Regions from separate parts of the Homo sapiens genome. Here region 2 is linked to region 1. A link is a loop called in an ENCODE intact Hi-C map of the cell type or tissue named here. Cell type or tissue: adrenal gland. All regions are shown on one strand. Each heading gives the region's core, and the rest is flanking DNA. Links, peaks and the distances in the headings are about the cores only.

Region 1 (12,928 bases), core at 1,851-9,850:
CTGGATTTTAAAGGATGAATGTGAGATTTAGATAAAGAGAAGGTGAAAAGGCATCTCAGAAGAAAGAATGGTAAGAGTAAAGGTGCAGAAGAAAGAAAACCATTTGCCAAGTATACTTAGGGCTCAATAAGCAAATCATTTGCCTGGATAAGTAGTGGGAGTGACGACTGGAATATAGGTCCAGAACAGATCACAGAGTGCTTTGAATGATGTCAAATTATGTTTGGATTTGTTTTGAAAGCTAATTTATGCATAACTTCTTTGAAGGAAAGCACCATAATCCAAATAGGAAGTTACTCTACCAGTGGATGTGGTGTTGGTTATAGGTGGAAGACTAAAACCAGGAGGCCTCTTAGGAGGGCAATGTATTTATCCAAGTGTATTTTGACTTGGATTACTATTATGGAGTCAACAATGACCCTGAGGTTCTGAGCTTACGTGGCTGAGTTTTCACTCTCTCATGTTAAGGCTGAAAGATATTTATATGTTTTCAAAATGAAACTTTGAGGTCCTGCTTCTTTTTGCTTATTTGGAAGCATCCATTCTATCTTGATTGCTAGAACATTCAGGCTTCCTTTATTCCAGCAGTGTCTGTGCCAGTGGTGGAGGCACCGATATCTTCATGGACGATTCTGTAGAATGCTTTTATGAGTTGTTTTTTTCTGCTTAGCCTCCAGGTCGGGTTCTTCAACCCTTCCAGAGATTCTATGAGCTGCCCAGTATTACCTAATACATTCCTTTTCTGCTCAATTTCCCCAGAGTTAGTTTCTGTTACTTGCAATTAAGAACTTTAACTGATTAGTTTTTCTTATTTGATGCCGTAACCCAGAGGTTAATTAGAATCACCCTCTTCCCAATAATTTACATAAGATTGATTCAAGGCCGGGCGCGGTGGCTCACGCCTGTAATCCCAGCACTCTGGGAGGCCGAGGCGGGTGGATCATGAGGTCAGGAGATCGAGACCATCCTGGCTAACAGGGTGAAACCCCGTCTCTACTAAAAATACAAAAAATTAGCCGGGCGCGGTGGCGGGCGCCTGTAGTCCCAGCTACTCGGGAGGCTGAGGCAGGAGAATGGCGTGAACCCGGGAAGCGGAGCTTGCAGTGAGCCGAGATTGCACCACTGCAGTCCGCAGTCCGGCCTGGGCGACAGAGCGAGACTCCGTCTCAAAAAAAAAAAAAAAAAAAAAAAAAAAAAAAAAGATTGATTCAAGCCACATTCCATGGATCGTGGAAAGTCTAATGTCTTCTTCAAGATTCCTGTACATTCTGCAGGGGGCTTAGGCTCTCATGGACACCTTTGATTCAGATCTTTGGCTTCCTCTAAATCAGGATTCCTCAATCTTGGCACTATTGACATTTTAGGCTGGAAAATTCTTCCTTGCGGATGGCTAGCCTGTGCACTGCAGGATTCTTGACAGCATCCCTGGCTTCTGCCCACTTGGTGCCAGTTGCTGTCCTTCTTCCCTGCCCCATCCCAGTCCCCGTCCCAGTCAAGACAATCAAAAGTGCCTTAGGAAATTACCAGGTATTCCTTGGGGGACAAAATCACTTCTGGTTGAAAATCACTATGTCTAAATTAATTCAGTTTAGGAAATGGCATCTGTTATCCTTCTTCTCTACCAAGTCAACCTATGAGTGGAACTCAGATACTTAAAAAAACTTCCACCTAAATTTAAAAACAAAACAAAAATGTCACAAAAGTTATCTATACTGGTAGCAAACTTTGTGGAAATTTTGGAGAAATAGAGATTTTTCAGGTATTGTAGTAATTAATTAGAAAAACTGCACCAGGGACTGCTAATCTAATAGAGATTTTCCTGATGGATATACAATCAGCATCAAATTTGTTAGATGCCCGTGTTTTTAAAAAGTCTTTCAGTTATTTTTGAAACTTGATCTCTGTTCCCTGGCCACGTTTCTCACTTCTCCTCCATTGCTCTTCCCTTATTTCTACTTGCTTCTGTATTCTCTGCTCTTTCCTACCTCCAAATTCCTGTGCAATTCAAATTCAAAGTGGTTTGATTATATCTTTTATTTCTCTTTGTCAACTCATCCCCTAGGGTCTCACCTTCTACTCCTAATGGGCTTTTCAAAGTATTTTCCTATACAGAAAAGCCTCCTCCTCCATAGTAATTCTAGAAACTTCTATGATGATAGTTAAAGTTTAATATGGCTGCAGTTCTCACTATAGCTCCTCTTATATAGCCACAAGGATAGTACTAACCCCTTTTACAGGAAGGAAACTTCCAATTATCTATTGCTGCATGACTAACAACCCAAAACTTAGTGGCTTAGAACAACAACCATTTTATTATATCTCTCTTCAAATGGTATATCCACATGGCTAGCTTGGGCTTCCTCACAGCAGACCATTCTCAGACTAGTTCACTTTTGACAAAGTGGACTCCTAGAGAAAGTATTCCAAGTGACAGGAAGTGGAAGCTGCCAGTGTCTTAAGATCTGAGCCTTAAATGTCACTGGTGCCATATTCTACTGGTCAGAGTAGTCACAGAGGCTTCCAGATTCAAGGGGATGTGTGGTCATCTTTATTTTACCATAGTCTGCCCACTGGCTACAAATTAATCACATTACTCCTGCATGCAAATTACCCTCTTGCTTCATACTCACCAACCACCCCTCTCCCCACACACACTCCTTTTCAACACACACGTTTTGTCCCATTACAGAATCAGACTCAGGCTTGAGATCTAGGTTTTTTGTTTTGTTTGTTTTTTGATGGAGTCTCACTCTGTCACCCAGGCTGGAATGCAGTGGTGTAATCTTGGCTCACTGCAACCTCCCTGCCCCAGGTTCAAGTGATTCTCCTGACTCAGCCTCGCAAGTAGCTAGGATTACAGGTGCATGCCACACCCACCTGATTTTTGTGTTTTTATTACAGACAGGGTTTCACCATGTTGGCCAGGCTGGCCTTGAACTCCTGACCTCAAGTGATCTGTCCACCTTGACCTCCCAAAGTGCTGGGATTACAGGAGTGAGCCACTGTGCCTGGCTGAGATCTAGGTTTTTGACGGACAGAGAACTACAAAAAGAGCTTAAGACAGCTTGGTGTTCCAAAATTTAAGGAAAAAGTGTTTCAAGAAGAGAGTGATCAGTAGGGTCAAAGATCAAGTACCAGGAACTGCAAAGAGGAGAGCTTGAGATGTGGCCAACAGAAAGCTTGTGTTCCCTACTTTCCTTCCTTCACTACGGGTGGTGATGCCGGAGGCAGACATCTTATCTGTTTCTTTTTTATATGTAATTTTCTTTTTCTGATTATATAAAACTTGTTTCTGAAATTTGGAAAATATGGAAAATTAGTTAAAAAGAAGAAATGATGCATAGATAATCATTAAAACTTTTTTAGAATGAATTTCTCTATTCTTTATATAAACATGTATGCATATATGCACATATATACATGTCTGTATGTAGATTAGTTCCTGTTTACTCTCCTCCCTCCCCTCATCATTCAACCACCCACAAGGCCTTTCTATGTGCATTCAGGGTAAGGTTATAGCAGGAATGCAAAGAGAAAGAAATAAAACAATTATTAGCACTTAACTTTTCTAAATCGATTTTTGAAGTTTCTGGAAGAGACCTTACCCAGAGAAAAAGGATTTTGAATTTTAAAGTCTGACTTTTGTGTACAAAGGCTAAATTTTATTTTATAAATAATCGATTTTGGAAGAATGAATGATATAAGAGCTGGGATTTGATAAAATTCCACAGCTGAGCTAGGAGAGATTTGGTAAGTGTGACTGGATTTGGGTGCTGCTGTAAATCTCAGAGATGATCTCACACCTTGTGGAATGCTAGAAGTCCTAGAGTGGTGGGGATGGGAACCTCGAGTGGAGAAAAACTATACTGTGATTCCTGGGGAAACCTGAGAAGGCAGGGAAGGAGGTTCACAGAGGAGCCCCTCATGCCAGCCTGTTGCAGCGGCAGTGAGAAGAAATGGGCAAGGCCACACTCCCAATTGCCTGTGGCCCAGGAGCCTTGGGAAGGTGCTCCAGAGAGTCATTTGTCACCAGATGGTGAAGGGCTGAGATAAGGCTGAGATAAAAGTCCTGGTGGGACCACAGATGTGTGTCTCAGATGCTGCTAGCATAGTAGATACAAATTATATATATATATATATATGTATATATATATATATGTGTATATATATATATGTATATATATATATATGGCTGTGGTATTCGTTAAAGTTCATCTGTGGTATTCCTTAAAGTTTTATATATTAATCTGTGGTATTTCTTAAAGTTTTGGTCACACTGTTTAGAGTTTTGCTAAACATTATATCATGAACATTTAAACCATGTCGGTGATCTCGGCTCACTGCAAGCTCCACCTCCCAGACTCAAACCATCCTCCCACCTCAGCCCTTACTCCCCTCCCCCCAACCCCTGCCCCCCACCCCGAGTAACTGGGACCACAGGTGTGCACACCATGCCCAGCTAATTTTTGTAATTTTTTTTTTTTTTGTAAAGAAGGTGTTTCACCATATTGCGCAGGTTGGTCTCGAACTCCTGAGCTCAAGTGATCTGCCCAGTTCAGCCTCCCAAAGTGCTAGAATTACAGGCGTGAGTCACACTGCACCTGGCCTATACACATTTGTAAGGCTTCCTATTCACATGTCAAACTGCCCTCCTGCCCTTTACATTCCCATCAGCTGGTTCCATCACGTGCATGTACTAACGTCTTCAGGGACCACTCAGCGGTGCATAGTTTCTGGGTATATGAACAAACTGGAGTACGATTCTAGTAGATCAGAGGCTCTGAGAATGTCTCCACTCTTGTCCAGACCTTGAAACATCAAGTGACTGAAGCTTGCAGGCTGTCCTTTGCCACTAAACGCAGATTGAATGTTAAGACACTAGGGGGCAGAGGCGTCCCACTAAACCGAGGATGTTCTGTTCGTTTTTTAAACCTAAACTGGTTCATACCATCCATCTAGATCCAAATTCGCACATTGCTATCATGGAGTATTCAATTATTTTAACAAATTAATAAACAAAGGCAAGACTGCTGTAAGTTTAAAATAGGTAGTTCTCAATTACTGTAACAAACATTCTATTCCCACTGCTTTTTTAAAACCTGAACTTTTTATATTACAATAGTTTTAGAGTTACAGAAAAATTATGAAGATAGGATAGAGAGTTCCCATATACCCCAAACAAAGTCAGTTTCCCCTATTTTTTTAGACAGGGTCTTATTGTGTCCCCCAGATTGGAGTGCAGTGGCATGATCTCGGCTCACTGCAACCTCTGCCTCTGGAGCTCAGGCAATCCTCCCACTTTAGCCTCCCGAGTAGCTGGGACTACAGGCATGTGTTGCCTGGCTATTATTATTATTTTGTATGTTTTGTAGAGGCGGGGTTTTGCCATGTTGCTGAGGCTGGTCTTGAACTCCTGGCCCAAGCCATCTGCCTGCTTGGGCGGCTTCCTGTTTTGTTAACATCTTACATTAGTATGGTGCATTTATTACAACAAGTAAACCAAGACTGATGTGTTAGTATTAACTAAAGTCTAAAGTCCATAACTCAGTTTTCTTTAGTTTTACCTAACGTCCTTTTTATTATTATTATTATTTTATTTCACAGGCCTAATGTCCTTTTCATGTACCAGGATTCCATTCAAGATACCACATTAGATTGATGCGTTATGTCTCCTTAGGCTCACCTAGACCATGACATTTCCTCAGATTCTCCTTGTTTGTGCCGACCTTGACAGCTTTGAGGGGTATTACGTGTTTTATAAAATGCCCTTCAATTGGGGTTTGTCTGATGTTTTTCTCATGGATAGACAGGAGTTGTAGGTTTTTGGGAGGAAGACTGTAAGAGGTAAAGTGCCATGCTTATCACACCATGTTGTCAGCATGACATATCAATTTTGAAATTAACCTTCATCACCTGACTGAGCAATATTTGGTAGGTTTCTCCACTGTAAAGTTACTTCCTCCTCACCCCTCATACTGTACACTGTGGAAGGAAGTCACTACCAGCAGCCAATGTTAAGGAGTGAATAGTTATGTAGCCCTTTCTGAGGAGCCCTGTGTGCATAAGTTATCTGGAATTCTGTACGGAAGATTTATCTATTCTCCCCATTTATTTATTCAATTGTTTATTTGTATCTCTCTTTGAACTCATGGATATTTCTTTTTTTTTTTTTGAGACAAGGTCTTGCTTTGTCACCCAGGCTGGAGTGCAGTAACGCAATCTCGGCTCACTGGCAACCTCCACCTCCCAGGTTCAAACAATTCTCCTGCCTCAGCCTCTTGAATAGGTGGGATCACAGGCCCACGCCACCATGCCCGGCTAATTTTTGTATTTTTAGTAGAGACGGGGTTTTGCCATGTTGGCCAGGCTGGTTTCGAACTCCTGACCTCAGTTGACCCACCCGCCTTGGCTTCCCAAAGTGCTGGGATTACAGGCATGAGCTACCACACCTGGCCAGATACTTATTTTCTACTTTGCTTTTACAACCATGTCTGGCCAAATTTTACACCCCTTTAATAATAATAATAGCTACCAATTATTGGGAATTTATATATACACTGTGCTAAGCATTGTATATATGTCATCTCATTTAATATTAGCAACCATCCTCATGGGAGATATTATTATCCTTTGGTCCCATATGATGAGCCTGAAGCTTGTAGAGATAAATAATTTCCCCTGACCACACAACTGGTACACAGGATGCAAGCTCTGGTCTGTGAGAATTCAGAGCCTGTGGGTTTCACCGCTATGACACTGCCTCCCTGCTTTACTCAAGAATAGGATATGCTAAGAGGCTGAGTTTAATTGTATGAGGAAAAAATAAAGATAAAGACTGTGGTGGTATTAGGCCTCTATTCCAGTCCTTTATCCTTCCCTTCTGTTCACTGTCACCCTGATAGTTTCCCCTTCTGATTTGTCAATGATAAAATAAAAAATTCAATAAAAATGCATTGAGATTTTGCTAGTATATAATTTATAATTAGCATGTCATACATGGTTCTAATGATAAATAATTAAGAAATAAAATACTTTTCCTGACAAGAAATAACCTATAAATCATGTTAAGACATAGGAAAACAACAATTTAGGCATATATTATGTGGCTTACTAAGCAAACATATTTTTTTGAGACAGAGTCTCAATCTATTGCCCAGGCTTGAGTGCAGTGGTGCAATTACACAATCACAGCTCACTGCAGCCTCGACCTCCTGGGCTCAAGCAATCCTCCCAGCTCAGTCTCCTGAGTAGCCGGAATTACAGGTGTGTGCCACCACGCCTGGCTAATTTTTAATTTTTTTGTTTTGTTTTGTTTTAGATAGAAGGTCTTGCTTTGTTGCCCAGGCTTTTCTCAGACTCCTGGGCTCAAGTGATCCTCCTGCCTCAGCCTCCCAAAGTGCTGGGATTACAGGCATGAGCCACCGCACCCTGCTGGCAAAGCATATTTGTATGCGTAATTTTTAAAAAATAAACTCTCCATTTTTGAATAGTTTTAGGTTTATTGAAAGATTGTGATGATAGCATAGAGAGTTCTCATATACCCCGCACCCGATTTCCCTCATTGTTAATATCTTACATTAATATGGTTTATTTATCACAATTAAGTAACCAGTACTGGCTGGGTGAAGTGGTTCATACCTGTAATCCCAGCACTTTGGGAGCCTGCGGTGGGAGGATTGCTTGAGCTCAGGAGTTCAAGACCAGCTTGGAAACGTAGCAAGACCCTGTCAGCACACACACAAAATTTTTTTTTTAATTAGCTGAGCGTGGTGGCGTGCATCTGTCGTTCCAGTTACTTGGGAGGCTGAGATGGGAGGACTGCTTGAGCCCGGGAGGTTGAGGATGCAGTGAGCTATTGTTGCCTGGGTGACAGAGCGAGACCCTCTCTCAAAACAAAAAACAAAAAACAAAAACAAAAACAACAACAAAAAAACCAAACCAAAACAAAAACCCAATACTGCTATGTTGCTATTAACTAGAGTTGATAATTTATTCAAAATTCCTTAGTTTTTATCTGATGCTTTTTATCCTGTCCAGGATCTCACCCAGGATACTAAGTTGCATTTAGTTGTCATTTCTCCTTAGGCTCATCTTGGCTGTGACAGTTTCTCAAACTTCTTTTGTTTTTGATGACCTTGTCAATTTTAAGGACTACTAGACTGGTATTTTGTACCACGTCCCTTTATTGGGATTTGTCGAACATTTTTCTCACTATTAGACTAGAATTCTGGGCTTTTGGGAAGAAGTGCACAGAGGCAAAATGCCATTCCTATCACATTATATTAAGGATAACACACTCTCAGCATGACTTGCCACTGTGGATGTTGACCTTGATCACCTGGCTGGCTGACATAGTGTCAGTCAAATCTCTCCACTGTAAAGCTTCTCTTTTCCTTCTTTTCTATACTATACTCTTTAGAAGGAAATCACTATGAATAGCCCACAGTTAGCAAGCGTGTAGTATCTACATAAATTGTTTGAATTCTTCTGCATGAGAGATTTATCTCTTCTCGCCCATTTGTTTATTTATTCTATAACTTATTTGTATCAGTGTGGATTCACAAATATTTATTTTATACTTTGGGTTATAAAACAATACTGATATTATTTTGTTGCTCAAATGGTTCCAACTTTGGCCATTGGGAGCTCCTTCAGTTTCTCTTGTACCCATTTGACCCATCCTCATTAATTTTTTTAAGCACTTTTTTATGTTCTGGCACTACAAGAGGCTCATCTTGTATATTTGTGTCCCCAGTCCTAGATTCAGCCATTTTTCCAAGGAGCTTTTGTTCCTTTTATTGGAGAATGGCATTAGAAACAAAGATCTGGGTGCTAGGTTTATGTATACTCATGTTATCATTTATGAACAATTTTTATTCTTTCAACAGTCCTTAAAGTTATTAGTCCTATTTTGTAGGTGAACAACCTTCACAGCCTCGCACATGCTCTCCTAGCCCATTCTAGAGCCTGGCTTTAAGTCCAGGTTATGGGAGGCTACAAATCCATGCTCCTTTCAATGTGCCTAGAAATAATGGCTAAAGTGGAAGAGAAGTGTCTGTTTTTTACTGCAATTAGATGAAAGCTTTTGCATTTAGTTCCATTTTTTTCCCCTAGAGAAAGTGGCAGCTTTTTTCCTGGAATCAACTGTTTGCCAAAGTTCTTTGGTAGTTAAAAGAAAGTGGTGGTGCTTGGCTGGGCACGGTGGCTCATGCCTGTAATCCCAGCACTTTGGGAGTCTGAGGCAGGCAGATCACCTGAGGTCAGGAGTTTGAGACCAGCCTGGCCAACATGGTGAAAACCCGTCTCTACTAAAAATACAAAAAATTAGCCGGGTGTGGTGGCATGTGCCTGTAATCCCAGCTACTCAGGAGGCTGAGGCAGGAGAATCGCTTGAACCCGGGAGACGGAGGTTGCAGTGAGCCGAGACTGCGCCATTGCACTCCAGTCTGGGCAATAAGAGTGAAACTCCGTCTAAAAAAAAAAGAAAAGAAAAGAAAAGAAAGAAAGTGGTGGTGCTTCAGGTGGCTGTGTTTTACCAAAGGCACAACCATGCAGGTCTATTCTGGCTCACGGGTCAGAAGAAGGGGAGTCTGTTTGGAGGCACCTCCAGGCAGGCTTTAAACAGAACCAGGGACAATTAGATTTGGGAGAGACAGGGGCTGGTGGGGAGGAAAGAAACCAAGGATATCACTGAGATAAAAAATCCTGGAAGAAGAAAACATCCTGGTGGAGAAGAGAAAACCTAACACATGGTAGCTAAACTTCCATTTCTAAGGACAGTGCAGGGAGTTTGGTGGGTCCTTAATGAGGATTCATTTCTTGGCACCAAGTGACCATAGGTTGCTTTATTTGCATATTTTCTGTAAATTGGAGGAAATTTAAACTCTCTTACATTTCTGGGTCCTCTTCTTTGGAAATAATATTAATTCGTATCCATGGACTGCATCGGAGAGATTGTGATGCTCTTGAGGATGAGCAGGACACTTGGGCTCTAGCAGAAATTAAGCAGAACTTAACTACATGATGCTATAGCAAAATATATTTTTAATACATTTACTTTTTCTGATTATAACATTAAAGCATGTTTATTGTGGAAAACTGAATGACAGAGACAGGGGAATAAAGTAAAGAATTCTCCCTCAGAGATATTCACTGTCAGGGTTTTGTCGTATCTCTGTCTCTTTGTTTTCTTTTTTGGTTTATGCATCCATGGATAATATCAGGCTCATTTTTTATATAAAAATATGCATATCTTGTTTTTCATTTAATATTTAATTATCATTTTCAAATATTAAACATTCCTGAATATTCTGATATTTAATGGTTGCATAATATTCTATTATATGGACATAATTCAATTTGAACAATGCTGTGATAAATTTTTGTACCCAATTTGAATAAATCTGAGATGATTCACAAGAGAATTCTAAAAGTGGGATAAAGTGGTAATAACGAAAGTATCTGTTTTATAGAGTTGAAGATAGGAAAATAAGATGAGTTAACAACAGTGTTTGGTTCATGGCAAACATTCATGTTAGGTATGATTATTATACATATAATCTCTTTGATAAATATTAACAGATAATCTTCCAGAAAACTTGTTTTCATTTTTAACATATGTGTGCCATCAAATATTTTAGTAGTAACTGAAAATATTGTTAACCACAACATTAGGCTTTGTGGGTGACATTTGGGGTCAGAGACAGGGCCTTGACCAAAAGGACTGAAGATGTTAGCAAGAGACCTTCCAAAAAGTAAGTGAAAGGGGTGAGGAATGTAGTGGAAAGGAATGGTGAGGCAACTGTTACCACTGGATCTAATGGAAGTGTGACCAGGGCTCATGCTCCAATAGTGTGTGTATGAGTTTGTGTTTGCGTATATGTGTGATGTTTTAGGGATAGAGGGAAAGGGGTGCCAGGCTCTTGTGATGCCTAACATGTTCCAGGGGTTGAGAGGCCCCAGCAAAGAAGGTTCCGGGCTGCATACCCAGGAGCAGTCACAGATTCTTGAGGACAGAATATAGGGCCAATAGGTCACTGGTACACTGAGTAAGGAGGCAGGCCAGCTGCTGCTTGGACATATGAAATGTTCAGATCTGGGGAAGGTATAAGCTGGAGACCATCTGTTCTATCATAGGGGCTAAAAAGATCAAAGCAAAGAAAAACCTGGAGATCCAAATTTAAGGATAATTACTGAGGTATTAAATTCAATACGGGAAAGTGGAATTTAGGGAGGTAGCAAAAAGAGTAGGTTAGGAGAACAAGGGCAGGTCCATTACCCCAGGAGAACCATTGTCTAAAATGTATCTGAATTATCTAGGGAGAAAGAAAGCCCTTTGGCCTTCTCCTGGCAGTAGCCGCACAGGTTCGTGAGTTGAGGACTTGGGCACTGCATTCTATATCTATCAATTTTACCTACTACCTCTCATGATGCTCATGATAGTCTCATGGCCTGGCATTAATGGAGCACTTAACTCTGTGCTGAGCAGAAACAAGCAATATCACAATAATAAACAATATCACAAGAGTAGGACAATAATATCAGTTCCATTAAACAGATTAGTCAACTGAGGCTCAGAGCAGTGGAATGGTGCGTTCAACATCACATAGTGAGATAGCAAGAAACAGGAAATGAATATGTTTCTCACGACCTGTTTTTAAATACTTAACCACTTAATAGTGTTTGGTCTGCAAGCCCCCTGGCTGTCAGATTCCAGCAGATTGCTGGCTGGGGAAGGAGCTCTCTGCAGGGGAACTGAGAGCAGGGACATGAGGAAAGCAGGGACATCTCATGGCTAGACTGGGACCACTGGGTGGAAATAGGACCTGTCAATCTCAAAATCTCCTTCTAATGCCAAGATTACCTGGCTCTCATTTTCTCTTAATTGAGTAGCAGAGGTTGCCCCAAGTTAGACAGTGAGGTTGCCAGAGGTTGATTGTGAATCTCTCTCCTTCCAGTACTCTTTGATGTCCTTTCAAAGGGTCCAGAAATTCATGACCCCAATTCTCTGCTCCTATGCCCAGTAGCCTTATATTAAACTACTCCTTCCAATTTTGAGAGCACCAAAGAAAAAGTACCCCAAAATAACAGTAATTGTTTGCCTAACAGTAAATGATTGCCACACATTGATTCCCTGCTAAGCACTTTATATGCATTATTTCACCTAACTTCATATTGACTCCAGGAGATCTATTAAAGGTTAAATAATTTGTTCTAGATCAGCAGTCCTCAACCCATTTGGTACAAGGAACCAGTTTCATGGAAGACAAATTTTCCATGGACTGTTGGAGTCGGGGGCGGTGGTTTCAGGATGATTCAAACTCATTAACATTTATTGTGCACGGTATTTCTATTATTATTACATTGTAATATATAATGAAATAATTCTACAACTCAACATAATGTAGAATCAGTGGGAGCCCTGAGCTTGTTTACCTGCAACTAGACAGTGCCATCTGGGAGTGACGGGAAACAGTGACAGTTCATCAGGCATTGGAGTCTCATAAGGAACATGCAACCTAGATCCTTCTCATGTGCAGTTCACAGTAGGGTTTGTGCTCCTATGAGAATCTAATGTTGCCGCTGCTCTGACAGGTGGTGGAGCTCAGGGGGTAATGTGAGTGATGGGGAGTGGCTGTAAATACAGATGAAACTTTGCTGGCTCACCTGCTGCTCACCTCCTGCAATACCTGTCCAAGGCCTAGGGGTCGGGGATCCCTGTTCTAGATCACACTGATAGTAAGTGGCTAAGCAATAATTAGAGCCCAAACTATCTGACATTATAGCTCATACTCTTTTCTACTTTATTGAAGTTGAAATAAAATCAACTGCACATATCCAAAGTATAAAATATGTCATGGTGTATCTGTGAAACCATCACCACAGTCAAGATGACTGCAGCCTTTACTCTTAACTACTAGGCACCAGT
Region 2 (12,928 bases), core at 2,432-10,431, 770 kb after region 1:
CTCTTTTACATGGATAGTGACACCTTTTTTTAGGGTGCTTGTTACAAGGAGCATTATCTCTTATCACAGTTTGATGGATACCAGTTTTTGTTTTTAGAGAAGACACAGAATTCTTTCTTCATGTCCCAGTGTACCCGATAAGGGTTTTGTACAGAGACAAAATGTGACTGTAATAGGTACTGCTGTGTCTGTAAAGGGAAAAGACTTTCTTCCATTAGAGTTCAATAAAAGTTTCTGGCCTTGTGGTTAGTATGTTTTTGGCAGTCATGTTCCTGGCTACCTCCACCTGTCTCCTCAACCTAGTAGTATAAACTTAGGGGATATGACCTTCAAATTAAGGCTCTGATGTTGGGTTAAAATAACAAATTAGACTACGCATCTGAATATGTGGGAATATTTTCAGAGTTTGTTCTGGGAGCCTGAAAGAATTTCAGGGATGCTGTTGTGATTAAAACACTTGTGGAATGTTCTCTGAAAGTTGTCCAAGAGCTAAGTGTGCAACACAGATGCACACGCACACGTGTGCACCCACATAGCTGTGTGTCTCAGCACTAAGTATCTTTTTATAATGTCATCTATAATCGTCTCTTTCCTATGATCCTTGACCCATTTGCTCATATACTTTATTCCCCAGAGATGACTAAAGTCAGTTTTTAATCTGCTCTAGAAATCTGTTTACTCCAAAATAGAATTTGTTCCATTTTTGGATGGAGAAATAAATTTCTACTTACTGTTTCCTATACAGTTTATGTGGCAGTTCCAAAGGCCCAAGGTATTACATTGTTTATTCTCTCCTAGGAAAGCCCATTTAATGCAGGAAAGCAGCATAGGATCAACTTGAATTTGGATCCCAGGTCAGCTATCATGGCCATAAACAATTTATTTGGCTGCTATTTTTCTTAATTTCCTTATCTGTAAAATGGGGACACTAGGCTGGGCATGGTGGCTCACGCCTGTAATCCCAGCACTTTGGGAGGCCTAGGCAAGGCGGATCACGAGGTCAAAAGATCCAGACCATCCTGGCCAATACGGTGAAACCCCATCTCTACTAAAAATACAAAAATTAGCCAGATGTGGTGATGCGTGCCTGTAGTTCCAGCTACTCGGGAGGCTGAGACAGGAGAATTGCTTGAGCCAGGGAGATGGAGGTTGCAGTGAGCCAAGATTGTGCCACTGCACTCCAGCCTGGGGACAGAGCGAGACTCCATGTCAAAAAAAAAGGGAAGGGGGACACTATTGCCCACTTGAAAGGGCCAAGAAGATTGAACGAGATGACACAGGTAAGCATTTGGCCTGTGCCGTAGTGCATGGTAGTGGCATGAATGTTTGTGCCCTTCTCAGAGAGTCCTTGTCATGAGATGTATGTACTTCAAATGTGTACTATAAACTCAGCTCTTCTTTTGCTGTTATGTGTGTCATTGCTGGTGCTAGTTATCTCTTTGTAAAACTGGTGAAGTCGGCTGGAGGATGTGACAGCAGCAGGGCTGCAGTTTACAAATGACATAGAGTAGGCCAGATGAGAAGGAAGGGCAGCATCCAGCCTTTGGGCGTAATGCTCAGATTATGGTCTTCTTACAGCCACTGTGACTGGGCCCACACTGGATGGTCATAGGTGGCTATAGAAGTCTACGTTATAGTTGTCTGTCTTAAGTAGTAGGTTCTTGGGATGGGCAGCCACCTCGGAAGACATCTATACTGAGACTCCATCCCTGCTGAAGATTCTGATTGATCCTCTCTTGGGATAGGAAAGGTACTGCCTCCACAGGCAGCATTGCTAGAAAATTCTGCCGGATGGATGACTTTACAACATTACACTGAAAACTTCTCTCTATATGTTCTGCTTAGTGAAACCATGTAGGCAAATTCCATTTCTTCTGTACTAGCACAGCTTATCAGATATTTGAAGATGGCTCTCATAGCCTTTTTGAATTTTCCATTTTTCAGGCTAAATAATTTTCACTCCTCTTCTTCCTCTTGTGCATTTTGGCTAGGACCTTATTCATTTCATTCAGTGCTATTATCTCAATTTCTAATCATATGTTGATTCGTGTGTGATTATCTGATTAGTGTGGGAGCTGTTCATGCAGCATATCACAGATTCCCAGTTCTCCCAGCATGTGGTAGAATCGTGCTTTCTTTCATGGGTGAGGGTGGGACCATGTGACTAGTTTTGACCAATGATTTGTGTATGAAAATGATGTATGTCATTTGCATGCCAGAGCATTTAACTGCCAAAAAGAGAATGCCCAGAGCCTTCTTTTCCTCCAGCAGAGTGACTGTGAAGTTCCTTCTAGACATGGCTTGCTCTACCCATCTGGGTCCTAAGTTAAGGAAAGAAAAGCGCCCCCAATCCCTCCCGCCCCACTCACCCTTGATGGTCATCTAGTGTGAATGAAAAATAAAACTTGGTTGTTTTGAGTCACTGAGATATTAGCTTTGTTACTCAGCATAACTTCACCTGTCCTGATTGATAGAATTAACATTTGGCTTTCTCACTAAATCATCAGCATTATGCAGTGGGGGTGGTGTATGTTTCTCTTCACCTTTGTCTCTTCAGTGTCTAGCACAGCACTGGCTCATAGGAGACGCTCATACTTACTGTGTGAATAAGTAAAATCTGAGTTTTGAATCCTGTCTTTATCCTTGTTGCAATTTCTTAGACTTGGCCTACTTCATTATTTTTCTTCCAAAATGTAGACTTCCCCCCTTCTCCTCCCCAATTAAACACAGCTTTCCAGTTTCGGAGTAATTAAGTAGTTGACATATACATCTCAACGTGAGAAAGGAATGGAAACCGGACCCAGCTGGGTCCTGGGCAAAGGGTCAGTGATGGGGTACAGTTGACTTCATTCAGAGCATCTCCATCACAAGCTTATGGGTTCTTGGGAAGATCAGGAGAGCATTAATGTGGTCATCCCTGATATATTTCTGTATCCTTATGTAGCTGTTTAACACCATTACTCTTGCTCTTCACTTTTTTTTTTTTTTTTTGGCCTTTCAAGAATGAGCCTTCAGAAGTGAACACTGTCCTTGTAAATTGTCAGTCTGTAACTTTTGTACCCTATTGTGACTTTGGGAAGCTGCTAGGTAGGGCTAATAAGACTCTCTATTGGGTCTTGCCAGTAAGTTCTGAATGGCAAAAACCATGAGTTCTTAAACTATCCTAAGTACTGAAAAGAAAGGTCGGGATTTATTTGATGGGAAAAAATATATTGATAATATATCGATATGTGTATGCATGTGCCAACAAACCCTGTTCACTGATTACCAACTAAGCACAAAACTACACACTAAGAAATTTGTTGTGCATTTTCTCATTTTATTCCTGTGGCCACCCAACAAACTTGTACCAGTTGTTATTCTACAATTTTGTTTAAGGAAACCAAGGCCCACAGTGGTTGATGTTGGTCATAAATGAATTGGACTCGAATCCAGGTCTAACTCATGTTCATTCTGTTTAAAATAGCTTAGTAGACTTTGACAAAGCCCACCAATTTTTAAGACCTTCAGTTTTAATTTTTAAGAAGGAAAATAATGGAAGATTAGAGAGGCATTTTTCTCTTCCCATCTTTTAGATGATTAGTAAACATATGCTGACAGGCTTTCATATTATATTGTAGGGCAAATTCCATAATCCTAGGTTACGGTTAATGAGGTATTCAGGTTGATTGAAAGAAATGGTATACATAAAAAGCGGGTGCCTTCTAATCTAAAGTCTGTACTAGCAATGCAGCAAAAGAATGTTGACCACAAGGAGGTTATAGATGTCACCTAAGATAGGATCTTTCATTTGTGACGCCTTTTCGTGAGTTACTGTGCCAGATGCTTCACGGTTGACCCTTGAACAACACAGGTTTGAGCTGCACAGGTCCACTTATAGGTGGCTATTTTTCAATCAAATACAGATTGAAAATATACTATTTGCAGGATATGAAACCCACTTATACAGAGGACCAACTTGTTGTGTAAGTGGATTCCACAAGGTCAGCTATGGGACTTGAGTATGGACACATTTCAGCATATGTAGGAGCTCCTGGGACCAAGGGACGATTGTGTATTGTTGTCTTGTTTAGGAAGAAAGATACACCATGAACACAGCCCACAATGACAGTAGATGTCGAAAGTGCTAATTTAGTTCAGGTCAAGACCCTCCACTAGGATGTACAGGTTGTTCATTCCATGGGGTACCTGGGTGAGAGGACAAGAAAGAGCTAGAATCCAGCCTGCCCTCTGCCTGCCACCCTGTGTGTCGTGCCACACGATGGCATTCACTCAGAGGAAGCAGCCTTGACTAGCAGCAGTCTTGGTACAGCCAGGGGAGAGAATACTTCATTCATTTCCCTTCATCTAACATGTTTTGTGTGCCTTGCATGTGCTAGAGGCTTTAAATAGATTATCTTGTTTAATTAAATCTTTAAAATAACTCCGTGGAATCTGTGTTTATTTGCTCTTCCAGTTTATGTGTGGTAGGAAAAGGGAAGAACATATGGGGAACATGAGCTAAATATCTACGATGCGCTTAGACACTTCATAGCAATCCTGTAAGGGTGGGTTTTTATATGCGTTTACTTACTTTTCATCAATTTGTTTGTTTTTTAATAGATAAGGAATTGGAAACTCAGAGAGGTTAAGTAATTTGTTAGCCTCACTTGAATAGTAAATGACAAGCCCAGGATCCAAGCCCAAGCCTATGTTGAGTCCAGTGTTCTTGCGTACATATCAGTGTCAAAATGGGGAAATACTAAGAAAGACTCCTTTGGAGTGACATCTTTTAAATCAGCCCTGTTACTATATATATATTCTGGTCAATAGGGCATTACCATTACCATACGTGAATTAATCAGTCTTCTAAAAAAATAAAATTATATGCAGTTGTCTCAAATTATGCAAAATAAAGCAGACTCTTTGACATATAAAACATATTATCCTAATTGTGAGTACTAATAACTCAGAATATTATTGAAAAACTGGAAAGCTCCGTTTTTGTCTTCTGTATTTCCAGGGTCTTACAGTCTATTTGGGAATACTAATGGCTCTATCAAGGCAGACCAGGCCCATTCTTCTTTATGATAAATGTGGATGGTCAGACATGTTCTGCCAGTTGTCCCAGGTCCCACTAAAGATTTGACCAATAAAAATGAAAAACTGGCACATTGCCCTGAGACCTCTGCTACTTCCCTCTTAAGCCATTGTGCATTGTCATGGGGAGATCAGGACATATGTGTTATTCTGGTCTTTGCGCAAATGTTGGAATGCAACAATGCTGGTAATCTGTCACTAAGGCCGTATGACCCCACATGAGTGATTTCTCCTCTTGGAACCAGTTTTTTCTTCAGATAGATGATTTCTGGGCATGAACGAGGAAAGGCCTAAAATCTTTTCCAACTGGGGTCATTAAGAATTTCATGGATTAGTGACTTTCTTAGAAAAAGGTGGCTATGCCCACATCTCAGACGTTCCTCAGAATGTCAGGTAAGCTTGACAAAAATACTTCCACCCTGGAAACATAAACCATAATATTTTTATAGGAAGGTTTTATATTGTTTATTGTCAACCAAGGAGACTTACCCTAGGGGATGCATCAGAATGAAAGAAGGACTTTGTCAACATCATCACACCGTGTACCCTTCCTGCCATTAAAACCCACTGCTGGAATAAGGCACTGTTTGTTACTGGTATGTGCTACATGAGTTGGAGCTAAAAAAGGAAACTCTTTTATATGAAACAATGACTATTACTGAGATATTCAGGCATATAGTCAAAGGTATATAAAAAGATAAAATTTATCTAATTTTGTAACTTTAATTATAAGACATAAAAATTTTACTTCTTTTATAAACCTTTCTCCCTTCAACATATGTAAGTGTGTGTGTGTGTGTGTGTGTGTGTGTGTGTGTGTATCTGTTTTAAAGAAGTCTATACAGGTACTATTTTGACTTACCTACTTAGTATTTCTTGAACTCTCTGAGTTTTCACAGACTTACTGGGGTGGGGTTGTAAAGACAACAAGAAATCATACTTAGTTTTTGTGCTCTAGTATTAGCAATCTGGCATTATATGTTTGCATGATGAAGGTTTGCAGTTTCAATTTAGTGGAATATGATATAGTTTTATTCACTAGAACATAAGTCAGGGACAGAGTTCCATTTTTCACTTGATATTCTAAAGATAATCAGTAAATAACTGAAAGCATGACGTGAAACACATTCCTTAAACTTAGGACCTGAGTATCTATATAAAAGGGTACTATTAAGATATTCTTAAGTAAAAACTCTGAAATATATCAAAACCAAGAAACAGTGAATTACAGGAAAAGAGGTTGAGTGGCAGTTTTACTTAAGAACAAGCATATGCCAGTGCCTCCATGAAAAGAAGAGACCCACCCAAGGGAATAGCTATCCTCTATCCTTCCTTTTTTGTTTTGCTGCTAACAAGCTCAGTGGTGTATGTGCATCTTCCTTCTGTTCCCACTCATAGCTTTGGATAATCTAACAGCTAAACAGCCAGAGTCACTAGATCTTATCCTCCAGTAATTACACAGAAAACCTCGGATCATTGCAGAGATGGCACTTGTTGGAACTGATCCCTACAGCCAAAGCGTACAGTTGAAAATTTTCCCTCCTCTGTCTTTTTCCCTTCCAGCCCTGTGTTTTGGTTGCATGGCAACCCATCTGCCATGATAGCTGATGTCAGCTCATTTTCACTTAAACTTAGCCCAGGAAAGTTTTCAAGGAAGACATTTGGGCTTGTATAACGCTGGGGAAGGCTCGAGTTCTGTTACCATATCGTTTGTAAAATTGCAGACTAATGGGCTCAGGGAGGCTAAATGGAAATGTGGATGTAGGAAGGGATTAGCTTCTGGAACAGTGTGGCCTTAGGGACTTTGTTTCTTATAGGGGCTTAGTAAATGTGTGTCTGCAATACTCTTTCTGCTACTAAAGGGCTTTCTTCACTTTAAAAGGAATAAGAAGTGTTCAAAATTACCCTATCTCCTGAATATTAGAATTTAGCCAAATACTTGATGTTGACTCCTTTGAATAAAGGGTCAACATTTTAACGAGATGCATAAGCATCATTGAGAGGAAAGAGAACCTTTTATCATTGGCAGGAATTTTCTAGTGTGTATATTGACAAGTGAAAACAGGTTAAAACTTCTTAAATCCAGCAGAGGGCAGAAGGGAGTTTTAGCTATGGCTTACCCAAGACTCTCCAAACAAGATTGTAACAATCCAAGGCAAAATTCAGTGGCACTTTTGTAGACAAATTATCTCCAGGTTGTTAATGCACAAGTTACCCTGATTATATAGACGAGTCTTAGTTGGTGGGCTCAAAGCCAGTTTGCTTCTGTCCAGGACAAAAGCATATATAGGATTTTGAGTTAGTTACGCCTAAGAGGAGACAACAGTGTGTACTCAAATAACAATATCACTTTAATAGATTCAGATCTTATTTACTAACCACAACACAGCATTTCACAGTACTTCTCACGTATATTTATGGTATTCTGAATGGTAGAATGAAAGGATGTTTGAAATAATGAAGAGTAAACGATTTCATTATCAAATATATCTCACTGAAACTGACTGTTCCAACATGTGAGTTCATAAAATAATGAAAATGATTTTCACAACCTAATCTGGAATCTGAGAAATCAATTTTATCCTTTAAAGCAATAACCAAAACGTGGGATGGTAGTATTTCTTTACATGGCAAAGATGAGGTTAATATTAAAACATAATGACATTTGAGAAATGGATCTTTGTCTTGGCATTTATAAGAACTTTCAATCCGGATTAAGTTTGGCTTTAAAAAAGAAAACACTTTAAAAAGGAAAAACATATTTTCCATGCTGAAGACGGTTTTTGTTTGGGTAGTAGGTAGTATCTTCTGTTTTGCTTGGATAGTATTTAGTGTAGTATGTTGGGTTTCTCAGGACGCAGCCTCTGAAATGGAGTTAGGATGTTTATGAAGCAGCACCCTTGGGATCTACACCTGTCGAAGTGGGGAAGGAAGCAGGTTCAAGTAGGAGAAGCTGAGCTTCCCTGCAGGCGCATCATTCGCCACAGCCAACCCCACTGGGAACTCAGAGTTTGAGTGGCCCTTCAGAGTATCCTGAGCTGGGACACTCCCACACCGATCAGTTATTGGATGTGCACCTGCAACCCCCATCCCAGCCACAGGACCTGACCTGGCTAAGACAGCCCTTTGCAGCTGAGACAATCCTTAAGGGCTAGCATTTAAGCAGCTGGAAGTCCTTTATTGAAGAGGGACCTGGATGCCGTATCACAGTGCAGATAGTGTGAGAAACAGCCAAGAAGTCAGGTTTGTTGGATGTTCTTTCTGATGAATTGTTGACACTATAATGTTGGCTAACTTACGGTTTTAAAAAGAAAATGATAACTTGCCATATTTCTGTGTGTAAAGAATTGTACTAAATAAAAGACTTTTTCATGGTTAATGTGGTTTGGAAAATAGGATTTTAAAGAGCATATTTTAATAAATGAGCGTTAAATTTTAAAGTATAATTGTCTTAGTTCATTCAGGCTGTTATGTCAAAGTACCTAAACTGAGTAGCTTATAAACAGCAGGGATTTATTTCTCACCATTCTGGATGTCAAGAAAGCCAAGATCAAGGTGCCTGCAGATTCATTGTCTGGTGAGGGACAGCTTCCTGGTTCATAGATGGCTGTCTTCTCACTGTGTCCTCACATGGCAGAAGGGGTAAAGAAGCGCTCTGAGGTTTCTTTTATAAGGGTACCAATCCCACTCATGAGGGTTCCACTCTCACGCCTGATCACCTACCACAGGCCCCAGCTCCTAATACTATCACATTGAAAGTTGGGATTTCAACATGTGAGTGGGAGTCACGAACGTTCAGAGTATAACAATAATAGTAAGAAAACACAGGCATATGGTTTATTTGATTTGGGATTGTCCTATGAAGAGCAAACTATGAATTATAATGAATAATGGAATATTATAATACTTTGTGGTAGGTCTTGATCTTTGGGGAAACACTGTTAAATAAATCACAGGATGACGCTGGTAGTTTGTCAGAGAATCAAGCGTAAGCAAGTATATAATGAAGGAGGGAAAATGTATATGTTGTTTATGGAACAGTCATTTAAGTCTAGCCTTTAAGAATTTATGTTAATTCCATCTATTAATGCTATCTACCTATTAATTTCATGCATTTTTTCCCTTATCATTTAGTCATAGCTTGAATTATGTTCCTACTGCATGCACGGAGTCTTCTATACCTGCTTAATACATGAGACATGGTTCTCAAAAGGACCCACAATCTCTTAAAAAATCACATTTGTTAATATCATCGCCAATTTAATCAGAAACGTATACAATTCGAGAAGATGTCACGCTCATGGTGCGGAGTTTTCTAAATTTAATTTTCCCTTAGAAATTTCAGCTTTATCATTGGCAATAAATATTGTCAGTAGTTTCCTTGAAGCCAGGCTCATTTTGTTCATTTCTGAAGAAAATGTCTACCAAATACCCAAATCTAAATAGCCATAGTTTTCTGTTGTTCTTTAAAGTAAAAATGGCGTTCCATGAACAAAGAGGCTAGTTCAGCTCACAACTCAGTTACGTGAGTGCTTTTCCTGAAGACAGATTTCCTATTTCAGTATGAGGAAGACGGGTTTTATGGTTATTTCCATTTCATCACACAGACTATTAGGAAGATAGTCTTTCTAATGGCTCAGAGGTTGAGATTCAATAAAATAACTTATTTTTCTTCTCCATCAAGGATTTTCTTAAGTAAAACTGGGTTTTTTAAAAAAAAATTGCTAATGCATGTCAGTGGTAAAGAACCTACTGACTGCTAGTACAGTTTGGCATCAGTGTCTTTGCTGCTAAGGCACTGGCAATATTATCCTCCCTTGTTTCTGTGCCATTAGTACAATGGCAACACAGTAAAAAAGTCAGACAAGACTGGGCGTGGTAGCTCATGCCTGTAATCCCAGCACTTGGGGGAAGCCGAGGTAGGAGAATTGCTTGAGGCCAGGAATTTTAGACCAGCCTGGGCAACATAGCAAGACCCTGTCTCTTAAAAAAAAAGTCAAACAGTGTGTTAGTATTATTATAAAGAGAGTTATGAACTCATTACCCCTGAAAGTGTCTCCAGCCCACACTGAGAACCGCTGGTACAAAGAAGAGTGTAAGCGCAAAGAGCCTGGGGAAAGAAAACCGCTTAGGCAATAGATAAAAAAGGCCGAACTTCATATGATGGCAGGAGAGATGGAGAACAGGGAAGGAAGTGAGAAACCCTGGCAGAGGTTCCATGGAAAAGATTTGGCAGTAGAAGGGCAGCAAAGAGTTGAAATGTACTGAGGTTTTCAGTCTGCATAACTGAGTGGATGGCAATTCCATTAACTGAGATGATGACTGGGGGAAGAGGGGCCCTGTTTTATTATTGAAAACGATACTGCTTTTCACACTGAGAGAGAAAAATCTATCATAATTCTTGCATTTGGAAAAGGGTGGATTCTAGCACTAGTGAGAAAGTACTGTTGGCCAGGTCTCTGCAGCAGCCTGAGATTTGATTTAGTACTGATAATGAGTTTTGGTTCTTGGAACATCAGAGCATTCTGTTTCATGCATAAGACTCTTATGTCTGTGTTTCCTGTAATAGTGTTGTTTTTTTCTTCTTTATTTCCAGGAATGGTGCAAAAGCTGGACCAAAAGCTTCCAGTGGCTAATGAATACCTGTTGCTCTCTGGAGGTGTCCGGGAAGGCGTGGTGGACCTGGACTTAGATGAGCTTAATGTCTATGCCCGGGGTACTGACTATGATATGGACTTTACCCTCTTGGTGCCAGCCCTCAAGCTGCATGACCGTAATCAGCCTGTGACACTCGACATGCGCCACTCAGCCTTGTGCCACTCTTGGCTGAGCCTTCGGCTCTTTGATGAGGGGACAATCAGTAAATGGAAAGACTGCTGCACCATTGTAGATCACATCAATGGTGCCACCAACTACTTCTTCTCACCTACCAAAGTGGCTGACTGGTTCTATGACTCTATCAGCATTGTCCTATCAGAAATACAGAAGAAACCCCAGCGAGGGATGCCAAAGGTAGAAAAGGTGGAAAAAAATGGGACCATCATCTCCATCATTCTGGGTGTAGGGAGTAGTCGCATGTTGTATGATATTGTCCCTGTGGTATCTTTCAAAGGTTGGCCTGCAGTGGCCCAGAGCTGGCTCATGGAGAACCACTTTTGGGATGGGAAGATTACTGAGGAAGAGGTCATCAGTGGGTTTTACTTGGTGCCTGCTTGCTCCTACAAGGGTAAGAAGGACAATGAATGGCGGCTGTCCTTTGCCAGGAGCGAGGTGCAGTTGAAGAAGTGCATCTCCAGCAGCCTCATGCAGGCCTATCAGGCCTGCAAAGCCATCATCATTAAACTGCTGTCCCGGCCCAAGGCTATTAGCCCCTATCACCTGCGGAGCATGATGCTCTGGGCCTGCGACAGACTTCCTGCCAACTACTTGGCTCAAGAAGACTATGCAGCCCACTTTTTGCTGGGCCTCATCGATGACCTGCAACACTGTCTGGTCAACAAGATGTGCCCCAATTATTTCATCCCTCAGTGCAACATGCTGGAACATCTGTCTGAGGAGACAGTCATGCTTCACGCCCGGAAGCTGTCCTCTGTGCGCTCAGACCCGGCAGAGCACTTGCGCACCGCCATTGAGCATGTCAAGGCAGCCAACCGGCTGACACTGGAGCTCCAGAGGCGAGGTAGCACCACCAGCATCCCCTCTCCACAGTCTGACGGAGGGGACCCCAACCAGCCTGATGACCGTTTGGCAAAAAAACTGCAGCAGCTAGTGACTGAGAACCCGGGAAAGTCAATCTCTGTCTTTATCAATCCTGACGATGTCACAAGGCCCCATTTCAGAATTGATGACAAATTTTTCTGAGTGTTAGCTGACTTTTTTTTTTCCTGATTCTTAAACTCTGATAATGTGTCGTGTGGTTTGTGATGCTATCTTTCTGTTTTTTACATATCCAGCCTAGATTGGATTTGTTAAGAACAAATTTTAAGTTTCCTGGTTCTGCAGGATGGTGCAGGCTCTGAAACAGTATATTACTATTTCATATTCTGCCTCTGATTTCGTTGTTTACTTTTTGTAGTTATTGTCATGCTCTTTAGTTTGTTGGAGTTTTTTTTCTTTTTAAGGAGATCTTAAGCCATAGATGAAAATGCCCATGAATCCTCTTGCTTTTTTCTGTTTCATACTTGGTGCAAATTTGTTCATGGGTATGGGGAAACAAATCTCTTTCTGATGCTTAACGATTCTATCCTATTATTTTTATTATTTTGTTTTTGTCTTTTTTCTTATGAGCTTTCACCACTACTGATATTTGAGAATCATATGAACCTGGGAACTACTTGGCATGTTAGCTGGATTTATTTATTTTGGCCAGTGACCAGAGTAGTTTCCCCCCTTTTCCACCAAACAATGTAAACTTTGAAAGTGATAATACTACAAATTGTGTTTTGGAGCAACTTCATTGAATGTAATTGTCCTCAAATCAGAGAACACTGGGTGGTTTGAAGGGTGTCTTTGACAGTTTTCCAAGCAGAATTAAGGTTTCCAAATGTTAATTTTAGCATATGTAATTATTTGAAGCCTTATTTAAATCCTATTAAAGAACATACCATTATAATTATTATTTGCACTAATCTTTGCCATTGTCAGAATTGCAAAGTGTGTTTCAATATAAATTAACAACCACTCTCGAAATTCTATCATTTTTTCATTTTGCCCATTTCTATCAGTGAAATGATTCTTTGCATTTGCTTAGTTCTCCTTCAGTTGTGGGGTCCTGCTTTGCCCTCTTTGATATTCCTGGTTCCTGTCTTACTGAGAGAAGTTGTTAAAGCTTTATACATGTTGACCCCAT

What was found. Peaks named below come from ENCODE experiments on the same cell type or tissue, not always from the same donor. Only the 100,000 strongest peaks of a DNase experiment are listed, where the experiment ranks them.
Region 2: a loop joins it to region 1, with 4 times the contacts of the local background. A loop is called at or near these places in 93 of 110 quality-filtered maps.

The regions. Positions count from the first base shown.
Region 1 is chr3:193,564,523-193,577,450 of GRCh38, reverse strand. It overlaps a transcript of ATP13A4 not described here. Among named protein-coding and RNA genes, the nearest start is that of ATP13A4, 16 kb to the right of the region's middle. In adrenal gland, for the core only: a CTCF peak has its summit at 4,880 (motif pointing right); a DNase peak (open chromatin) is centred at 4,740.
Region 2 is chr3:192,797,398-192,810,325 of GRCh38, reverse strand. MB21D2 (Mab-21 domain containing 2) reads left to right here. Exons shown (of 2, transcript NM_178496.4): 2 at 10,676-12,928. The coding sequence ends at 11,940. Among named protein-coding and RNA genes, the nearest start is that of FGF12, 76 kb to the right of the region's middle. In adrenal gland, for the core only: a CTCF peak has its summit at 7,168 (motif pointing right); no DNase peak of the experiment used is centred there.